2 separate regions of the Mus musculus genome follow, and region 2 is linked to region 1. Evidence: chromatin loops called from intact Hi-C (ENCODE). Cell type or tissue: heart. All regions are shown on one strand. Each heading gives the region's core, and the rest is flanking DNA. Links, peaks and the distances in the headings are about the cores only.

Evidence for each region. A loop is a pair of places that touch in the nucleus more often than their neighbours do. Peaks named below come from ENCODE experiments on the same cell type or tissue, not always from the same donor. Only the 100,000 strongest peaks of a DNase experiment are listed, where the experiment ranks them.
Region 2: it touches region 1 in a loop (2.8-fold over the local background); 3 of 42 quality-filtered maps call a loop at or near these places.

Annotation. Positions count from the first base shown.
Region 1 is chr3:130,817,067-130,821,428 of GRCm38, forward strand. No RefSeq gene overlaps it. Among named protein-coding and RNA genes, the nearest start is that of Gm36443, 15 kb to the left of the region's middle. In heart, for the core only: a CTCF peak has its summit at 1,796 (motif pointing right); a DNase peak (open chromatin) is centred at 1,835; H3K4me3 peaks cover 899 bases; H3K27ac peaks cover 962 bases.
Region 2 is chr3:131,105,070-131,109,431 of GRCm38, forward strand. Gm36603 (a long non-coding RNA gene) reads right to left here and starts at 2,909. Exons shown (of 3, transcript XR_376077.3): 1 at 889-2,909. In heart, for the core only: no CTCF peak of the experiment used is centred there; no DNase peak of the experiment used is centred there; H3K4me3 peaks cover 2,991 bases; H3K27ac peaks cover 2,695 bases; H3K27me3 peaks cover 1,438 bases.

The DNA of each region.
Region 1 (4,362 bases), core at 66-4,065:
TCCTTTTTTTTTTTTTTTTTTTTTTTTTTTTTTTTTTTTTTTGCTGAGGATACCAAAACCACCTTCAAGATGATAACGCCTGGGTCCTCCCACATTGTCTTGTTCCTTCAGAAGACAGAGGTCACTCCCACTGACAGTTCACATTTCCATCCATAGAACGTGTCTATTCTCCTTTCCAGCCAAACCATGTGCTTTAATGCTGAACAAAAGCTAAAGGAGGCTTCCACAGACTTTAATGGGTCCATGATCCCAGTGTTGGGGAGGCTGAGGCAGCGGGATTATGAATTCAAGCTCAGACTGAGCTACAAAATAAAACAAAACAACAACAGAAACAAACAACCCCCCCCCAAAGAATATACAAGGGGAAGGTAGAAAATTATTGAAAACTTGGTGTTAATAAATATTAATAAAAACATACTATTGACTTGGACTTTTTGATGTTTCTACTATTTATTAGCTTGAAAAAAATGATTCTTAAATATTTAGCTTCTCACCTGATTGTGTTATTTTATGTCCTGTTTCAATTCTTTGTTTATTGTTTGCTTTTGAGACACAGTCTTGTCTTGTAGCTATGCTGGCCTTGGACTTGGTTCTTCCTTCCTGTGCCACGCATATAAGCATACGGCACCATATCTGATGCACACAGCATCATATCTGATGCATACAGCAACATATCTGATGCATACAGCATCATATCTGATGTTGTGTCTTGCTTTGACTGGAGGGCTCATGAGTGACGCACACCAGACTCCACAGGCTGGGAGCCAACCCTGGGAAGTAGGGTCACAGTCAGTCATGACCATGGTGTATTGATGGTGTATTTGACCCAGGATCTAGGCTGAAAGCAGCCATGTAGAAGTACTGTTAACTCTCAGGAGCCTCTTGCCATCCTAGAACTGGATTAGAATGTTCTGGATAATGAAGAAGCTAGCTCGCTTCTCAGCTCCTATCAGCTGTCGTTCTGTGGGTAAGTTTAAAGGTAGACTGTCCAGTTAGCATTTATCTATACTTGGTAAAAGGTAGCTACTTGTATATTATAAATTAGTCATGAAGTTAAACTGTCATCACGGTGTTGTAAGAGCAGGCCACATGGTGCCTGCTTGGGTTGTTGTACCAGTAGAGCTGAGCCTTCACTATTCCTTATTTTTTGTGGGTGCCAATAGTTTCTCATGGCACAGTTGAGCCTGATGACTTTGTTTAGAAATTAAAAAAAAAATTCATAGTTAACTCCAGAGATATATGAGTCTCATTTTCTTCAGTATTTTTTTAAATTAAAATTTTTAAAAATTAGAATGAAATGATCTTTAAAAATAATGTGTGTGTGTGTGTGAGAGAGAGAGAGAGAGACAGAGAGAGAGAGAGAGAGAGAGAGAGAGAGAGACAGAGAGAGAGTGTGTGTGTGAATGGAGGTCAGAGGACAACTTGTGGAAGTCAGTTCTCTCCGTCCATCATGTGGATTCTAGAGATTGAACTACAGTTGTCAGGGCTGGCAGCAAGCATCTAATTAGGCATATCCCCTGTGAGCATTTCCTAGCGCTGCTTGCTTTGATAATATTAAAACCATCTGCCTTCATTGCCTACAGGTCCGGGGATTAAGGGGTAAGATATCCCAGTACAGAGACAAAGGAAGGATTTATTAAATAGTAAGGTGAGATATTTGTTGTGTATAATTCAAAATATACGTGTGTGTGTGCAGTACACACAAGGTGAAGAGCGCCAGGATGGAGGAAAACAGCCTTTGGATTTTACGAAGTCCTCTGGGAGCTCTCGTTCCAAAAGTCGAACTAGCAGCCGCCACTAGATGGTGCTAAGCAGCAGGGAGGCGCGGCTTGGCGCCTTTCGGCTCCCCTCCCCCACCGCGGAACCTGCATCGCTTGCTTGATTCCTTGCTCTGTGTGCTTGATGCTCTGAGAACGATTGTCCAGGAATGTCTAATAATAACAAAAGCCCGTTTAAACATTAGACAAACACGAGCCTAGGTGGGTAAACATCGTCAGTGGCCCTCTCCTTTGTCTGTCAGTAAAAGGAGTGAGGCTCAGTAGCCTAAAATGTAAACTGGTGGGTGAGTTTCCGAGTACTCAGTTCAGTACTAAGGAACTCTTTGAAATACGCGGATTGTCTGTTCCAGGTGAAGAGGGTGGGGGTTGGGGGCGAAGCGGTCTTGAAGGGGAGAAATTTGAATTACCTTTGGCAGCATGGCGCACGCCCGTGGGTTAGAGTTGGAGGCTGTTGGATTTGAACTTGGGAATTTATAAGAGTCGGAAACTGGAGTTGTCTGTGCAGAGCTCATAGATTGCTACTCCTAACAACAGGTGGCACCTGTGACACGAGACAAGTCTTTGCCTTTTCTTTCTGCTTAAGACCTTTTGGACTCTTTAACACAGGGTGCCTGCTCTTGCCTGAACTATCTAAATGCATCCTGTCAAACCAGGAGTCTGCTCTTCATTGCTGTTCTAGATTTCAGGCCAGGCAAAAACATGGCGTGGCGGGGTGGAGGAGGGGAGCGAAGGAAACCTTTAGGAGCAAAGTCAACTTTGTATCCACTTCCTCACTGGGGGGGAAAAAAGCATGAAGCGTTTGATTAATGTAGATACATAGATGTTCATTTAGACACAACCTGTGGGTGGGTGGGGGTGGAATCCACTAAGGTGTTTACAAATTTTAACTTCAAACTGAAGAGATTACTGTAGATGCTACTGCCAAACCAACCAGAGCAGAATTTCTTGAGATTATGTATCTATGACCCCCCCCCTTTTTTTTTCCTGCGTAGAATTAGGCTGGCGGGACACTTCCTATTGATGCCTACAGGGGACAAACTGTACTGCAGCAGTTTGCAATGGAAGATTGTTTATGTGCCATGCGATCTGAGAGGCGCGATTGTGAATGGGGGAAGCAAAGGGAATTGGAGTGTATAAATTGCCAGAAATCAGGGTAAATCATTCGGAGGAAGTGCTCAAAAACAAGACGAAAAACCCAGAGGGGTCTTCAGGAAAAGGAGACCACGGTCAGGAGCAGCAGAGACACGCATGCGTGGATGTGTTTGTTTGTTTTTTGTTTTTTCTATTTCTAGGCAACTGTAGAGGGAAGGTGAGCTGTGTTTCTGGGGGGAGGGCCAGGAGAGTGGGAACAGACTGGGGGCGAGGGGAGAGGAGGGACACGCCAAACTTAACGTCTGTAGTAAAAGTCAGAGAATTGTTCTGGTTCGTTTTCACACAGGGCCATGCTGAGTGAGCACCCAGGAGGCATCAGAGCTGGAGTCCAGTGATGCTGGGTAGAGGCACCCGGGCTGTAGGCCCGGCTCAGGAAAGGCTCATCGTGGTCACAGACTATGTTTGGGTACTGGGCTCTCTCTGTGAAACAGAAAGCTAGACTGTGCTCTCAGGAGTAGCTCTGGGCTGCTGGAGTGCTCACAATGGTGGGGTCGGTTTGGTGAAGAAATGGTTTGAACAGAGAAGCTCTGGAAAACTTCAGTCAAGTACGTATTTCTTCATAAGAGTTAGTCTAAACCTTAGCAATCTACAAGAATACTCTAGTCTTTCTAGGTCGGGAATCCAATGGTGACAAATTTCCTAGAATGGTCCCCGTCCAAGGAGTTTCTTTAGATTCCTGGTAAATTTCCTGCTGGTTGTTGGCAGAAGGACACAGTTCCCCACAGCTGGGCCTATTTATAGGGCTACTCAAGTGTTTTCAATATGGCTGGCTTCTCCCAGGAAGAAATTTGAAAATCCCTTTAAAGCCATTGTTAGTGGGTTTAGTGGGGGCATTTCCACTTCTTGGCTGTTCAGGATGCTAAAGCTGGAGAGTCATTTCAGTTAGGGATTTGCGGCCAGCCTGGGCAATATGATGATATTCCTGTGTCCAGTAAGCAAATGAGAAAAAAAAAAAAAAACCTGAAAACCACCTCAGAGAAATTGGACATCAAGGTACTGGCTAGACAGAAACCTCTAAGACAGCTGCAGCAGGGGTGTGTCCAATAGTGTTTCTGCAGTGCAATCACCCAATGATGTTGTCACCACTGAAAAATTAAGTAACAGATGTCCTTGCAAGAGTCTTGGAGGCTGGAGGCTGGGAATCAATAGCTGGCTTTTCACAACAGTGGTCCTCAACCTGTGGGTCGCGACCCCATTGACAAACCTCTATAAAATATTTATAGTATATAAAATATTTACATTACTATTCCTACCTGCAGCAAAACTACAGTTATAAATAGAGATGAAAATAACTTTTTAAAAAATATTTATTTATTTTATGTATGTGAGTACACTGTAGCTGTACAGATGGTTGTGAGCCTTCATGTAGTTGTTGGGAATTGAATTTAGGACCTCTGCTCACTCTGGTCAACTCCACTTGCTCAGTCCCTGC
Region 2 (4,362 bases), core at 292-4,291, 290 kb after region 1:
TGCATAACTTCACGTGTATTATCTCACAGACAGGTAGACTACTGCACACCCATTAGCAAAGAAAATGAATCTTATGGAGGTTAAATGGCCACTCACTGCAAGGGAGGCAGGGGCTGAGCCTGTCTTGGACCAGGGATGTCTGTTTCTGCATCACACTATTGGACATTCCTGCATCCCTATCTCTGCAGGGAACATCATTCAAGAAGTGCTTCGGAGAAGACTTAAAGACTTTTCACCACAGACACAAACATTTCTGTGGAGTCTTGTGAATGAAACATGGGGGTGGGGGGACGGGGGACAGACTTAGCAACAAGATAATTTCAAATCATCAAGACTAACAGGGAAAGCGTTTAAAAATGGTATTAACATCAGTTTTCCTGAACCTGATTTCTGTGAAAGAAATATGCAGTGTACTGTAACAGTGTACAGGGATTAATAAGAACGTGTGTTAAAAGGCAGGATGCCCAAACAGCATGCACGCACACGTGTTGTGTCAGAGCGCTCTCTCTCTCATACACAAAACGTGGCCGCAGAAGAAAGTGTGAAGCAGGCTGGAAGAAGACAATATTTATGGCTAAAGAAATTCAGCCTCACATAACGGTAATTATGAACAAGATATTTTCCCTAATAAAATTACTGCAAAACAAAATCTGGAGAATCTAAGTGCTTCCCTATGTTGTCATTATTCTATCCCATGTGCTTGAGAGTGATTTCGAGAAGGAAAAAAAAAGAGGGAGCTGAGAGAAAGGGCGCCATAGTGAGATGGCCTCTGCAGAGGGTTTGGTTTTGCTTTAGAAACTGGAATGCGTCCAGGCTTGATTTTTATTTTCAATTCACATTTCAGATCCAGCTCCCCAAACTCTTTGATCTTTCTCCCTGTCTCCTTACCCGGAAGAGAACCCTTGGCCTTCTCAGCTGGGAGCTGGGAGCACACGTGGAAAGACTGGCTGGGATCCATATTCTTGCCAAATTTAGTCACACAAAGGGGCCTGAGAGGGAAAAAAGAAAGGATGAAAGCCGCAGCCGCCGCGACTTCAAAGGCCGCGCCGCCGCGCCGGGCCCTGCGCAGGCGCCGCCCTCCGCCGATAAAAGGCGAGACCGGCGTGCGCGGGCGGTTCTTCCGTGTGCGTCCCGGCTCCAGGGCGGACGGAGGGGGCTGGAGAGTCGGCGGAGAGGGTCCAAGGGGGCGTGATTTTCACAAATCTGTGCCCACGCCACATTGAGGCACAGGAGGAAAGTTTTGAGAAAGGGAGGAAAAGAATGTGATGTTCGGGCCCCCTAAACTAGCGGATCCTCTGCTGGCACGTGTATACCAGAGCCGAAGTCCAAGTGTGGCATCCCTCTGTCCTGATGCTACGCAGGATCTTCGGTGCGGGATCTCGGCTTCCCGGTGCAGAGCCAAACCCCTGCACCCCCTTTTAGTTCATTCTGTTCCCCTGAAATCATTCCCTGGTCCCCACCACTGCCTGTCCTCAGCCACCCTCAGGTCCGCGCTGCTGTGGCGTTAGGGGCAGGCACTCATGCCTGGGGTTGACGTCCCACAGGGCAGAGTGGACAGTGTTCCCTCCACCCTGAGAGGAGGGCCGTCCACTCTGCTGACCGCGCCGCCGATCCCGTGCGCAAATTACCGCGCCGAGCTGCAGACGCCAAGGGGCGCCGGGCGCGCGGAAACCGGGCGTCTGCAGGCGCCGGATTGGAGAACGAGGGTTTCACGGTCCCACGAGTTTCCTGACTCTGGAGGAAGGGGCTTTGGGGTTTTGTTTTTCTTAAGGAGGAAGAGCCCCTGGGACACAAACTGCCACTTCCCTCGTCCCCCTTCTCCGAGACGTCGGTTAAACTGAAGATGCCCACAGACTGAGCGTCCTGCTGAAGCTGGGATGGAAAACCGAGGTCTCGGTTCCGCCCCTGGAATCACATGAATTCGTTTTTCTAGTCCTTTCTCGCCTGTCTCTCGGAGCATCCTCTTCCGTAGGCCCCGCCACCTCCTTCCTTTGGTATCCCACCTAGGTTGCAGCTGGCAGAGCGTCTAGGCCACACAAAGGGAAGACCTGGGGCCTGAGCTGATGTTAGGACCTAGGGGACAGAGAGGGCCGTGCAGGAGAACTGAGCTTCTCATCCCTGTAATTAAGGACTCTCCGGACTGTCTGCAGAGCACTCCACGTGGCTGCAAAATCTCTAAGGGAGGGAGGGTCTTCTTGTGTGGGTGTGGGTCACTCCCCCTGTTCCCTGCCCCCACACCCGCTCAGCGCACTGGGCTCTGCGGGGCAGAACGGCTAACTCTGCTCCCCGCAGCCTGGGTTCCGGCTGGGGTTGGGCGCCTTGCCCCCAAGACTCTATCAACCTACCCCCACTCCCCAGAGGCATAGCACTGGCGACAGCGCCTTGAGCAAAAGGAAGTGTTGATATAAAACAAGTTCGCTCCCAAACTAAACCCAAAGCCACCAGGAGGAGAAAAACCAACAGCAGCGCAGCCAGCCCTTAGCAATTGTTTCACGGTCGGAATTAAATCACATCAAAACGCCCCCCTGAAACCCACATCCTGAAGGAGCAAACCTACTACAGCCAACCTCCAGTGGTTCGCTAGAGTTCATATGAACAACCTGCCTCTACATCCGAGGAAAGGGGGCGGCGAGGCTGCTCCTGCGCCGCACCCACCACATCCCAGACCTAGGATCCCACTCGCCCAATCTCAAGAAGCGAAGAAGCTGCCGCTTATGCTAATAACAGCCCCACAGGAATTAGGAGAGACTGCCCGGCGGCTGGAATGCTTTTGCCAGGAAGGCGAAGTCCAGAGACACCACTTCCTGGGGTTACTTCGCCCCTCCTGTGACTCCTTGTATTCTAAGAGAGACTACTTCACAGGGAAATGTCAACCTCCTTTACGGACAGATCTTTAAAACACGTGGGCGCATGGTTTTAAGGGTAGCCCTGTTTAAGGTTTGCAACATTGCTAAAGACAGCACACTGCGGAGACCACTCACGCAGAGCGAGGCCATTTGGAGATTTCGTTAGAACCAATGCTTCCAAAGAGGGTTACAGCAAGGTACCAAATGCAGCCACTTATTCCAGCCCTTGTAATAAAGCATTTTCACTAGTCATTGCTCCAAAAATTCCCATCTCGAGCTCCTAATCTCTGGGACACCTAGAGCTGAGCTTCGTATGACTCACATAGTACAGATAATTAACGCGAAGGAGAAAATGAGAATTCGAATTAGTTGCAACACTTAAACAGGGAAGATGTAGACTCGTCATTTAATCTCCTCTTGGCTTTCAAAAAATACCCTCTGGCTATTCTTCTTGCCCCCTCCCCCCTTCTGGGTTTGATGAAAAGGACCGGTCTACTCCGACTTCTTTGATGAAGCTGCATCTTCCAAGGGTTCTTGTGCTCAGTCAAATTGGCTCACTCAGAGGAGGAATTCTGACTTTGTTAAATTTATGTTAGCAGGAGCTGTAAACGTCTGAAACTATGTCCCTTTGCTCTTCACCCTATCACACTGGAGGCTGCATAGATTCACTCTAAAAATGGATTTATTCCCAACCTTCCTTTTATTCTCCCTGGTACCCTGAAGGAAAAATGCCATTTTTGGCTTTTGTAAGGTATAGTCTTGACAATTATTTAATTTTTAAAGAAAAGTTTTTGTTATTCTGACTTCTTTCACCAGCCCCTTGTTGTACCTAAATCTATCAGATTACATATGACCAACCACGTCCTATGCAGCAAACCAAACTATACATATATTTCAAACATATATATATATATATATATATATATATATATATATATATATCCACCTCCTAGCCAGCTCCCAAACTGGTAGTTATCAGTAAGCAAAGTTTTAAATGCTGACTTAAAGAACTGTTAAAGTCTACAATGCCCAATAGCCCACACTTTCACCTTTAAAAGAGAGCTCTTGTCCTAAGCGTTCTTATGTAATGAAACCAACACACGATTCGTTGGAGTCTTATTTTCCATTTAAGTAAGATGGAGATACAATTCTTCCTGTTTACTGCTCCCAGGTTCTACAGATGGCTGCCTCACTGGTCTAATGATTTTGCCTGAATATTTGACTTGAGGGGAGGGGTTGAGAGCTAAAAGACAATGTGTTTCCAAACTTAAGCCCCACTTACACAGTGACTTTCACAAAGCGTCGCCCTTAAAAGTCCTGTCCAAAATGCACCAAGGAGACAGTGGGAACCGGAGAATTTTTGAGGTTTGATTCGTATTTACATCCATCCTTTAAAGGTCCCTTTCAGCGGAGTCTCCAGGATGTCAGCAACTGCCCAGTGCTGCCTGCCTCTCCTAGGTTGTTCTTCTCCCTCCTTTTGGGATGTATTTTCCTTTTTCTACGAGGTCTCTACACG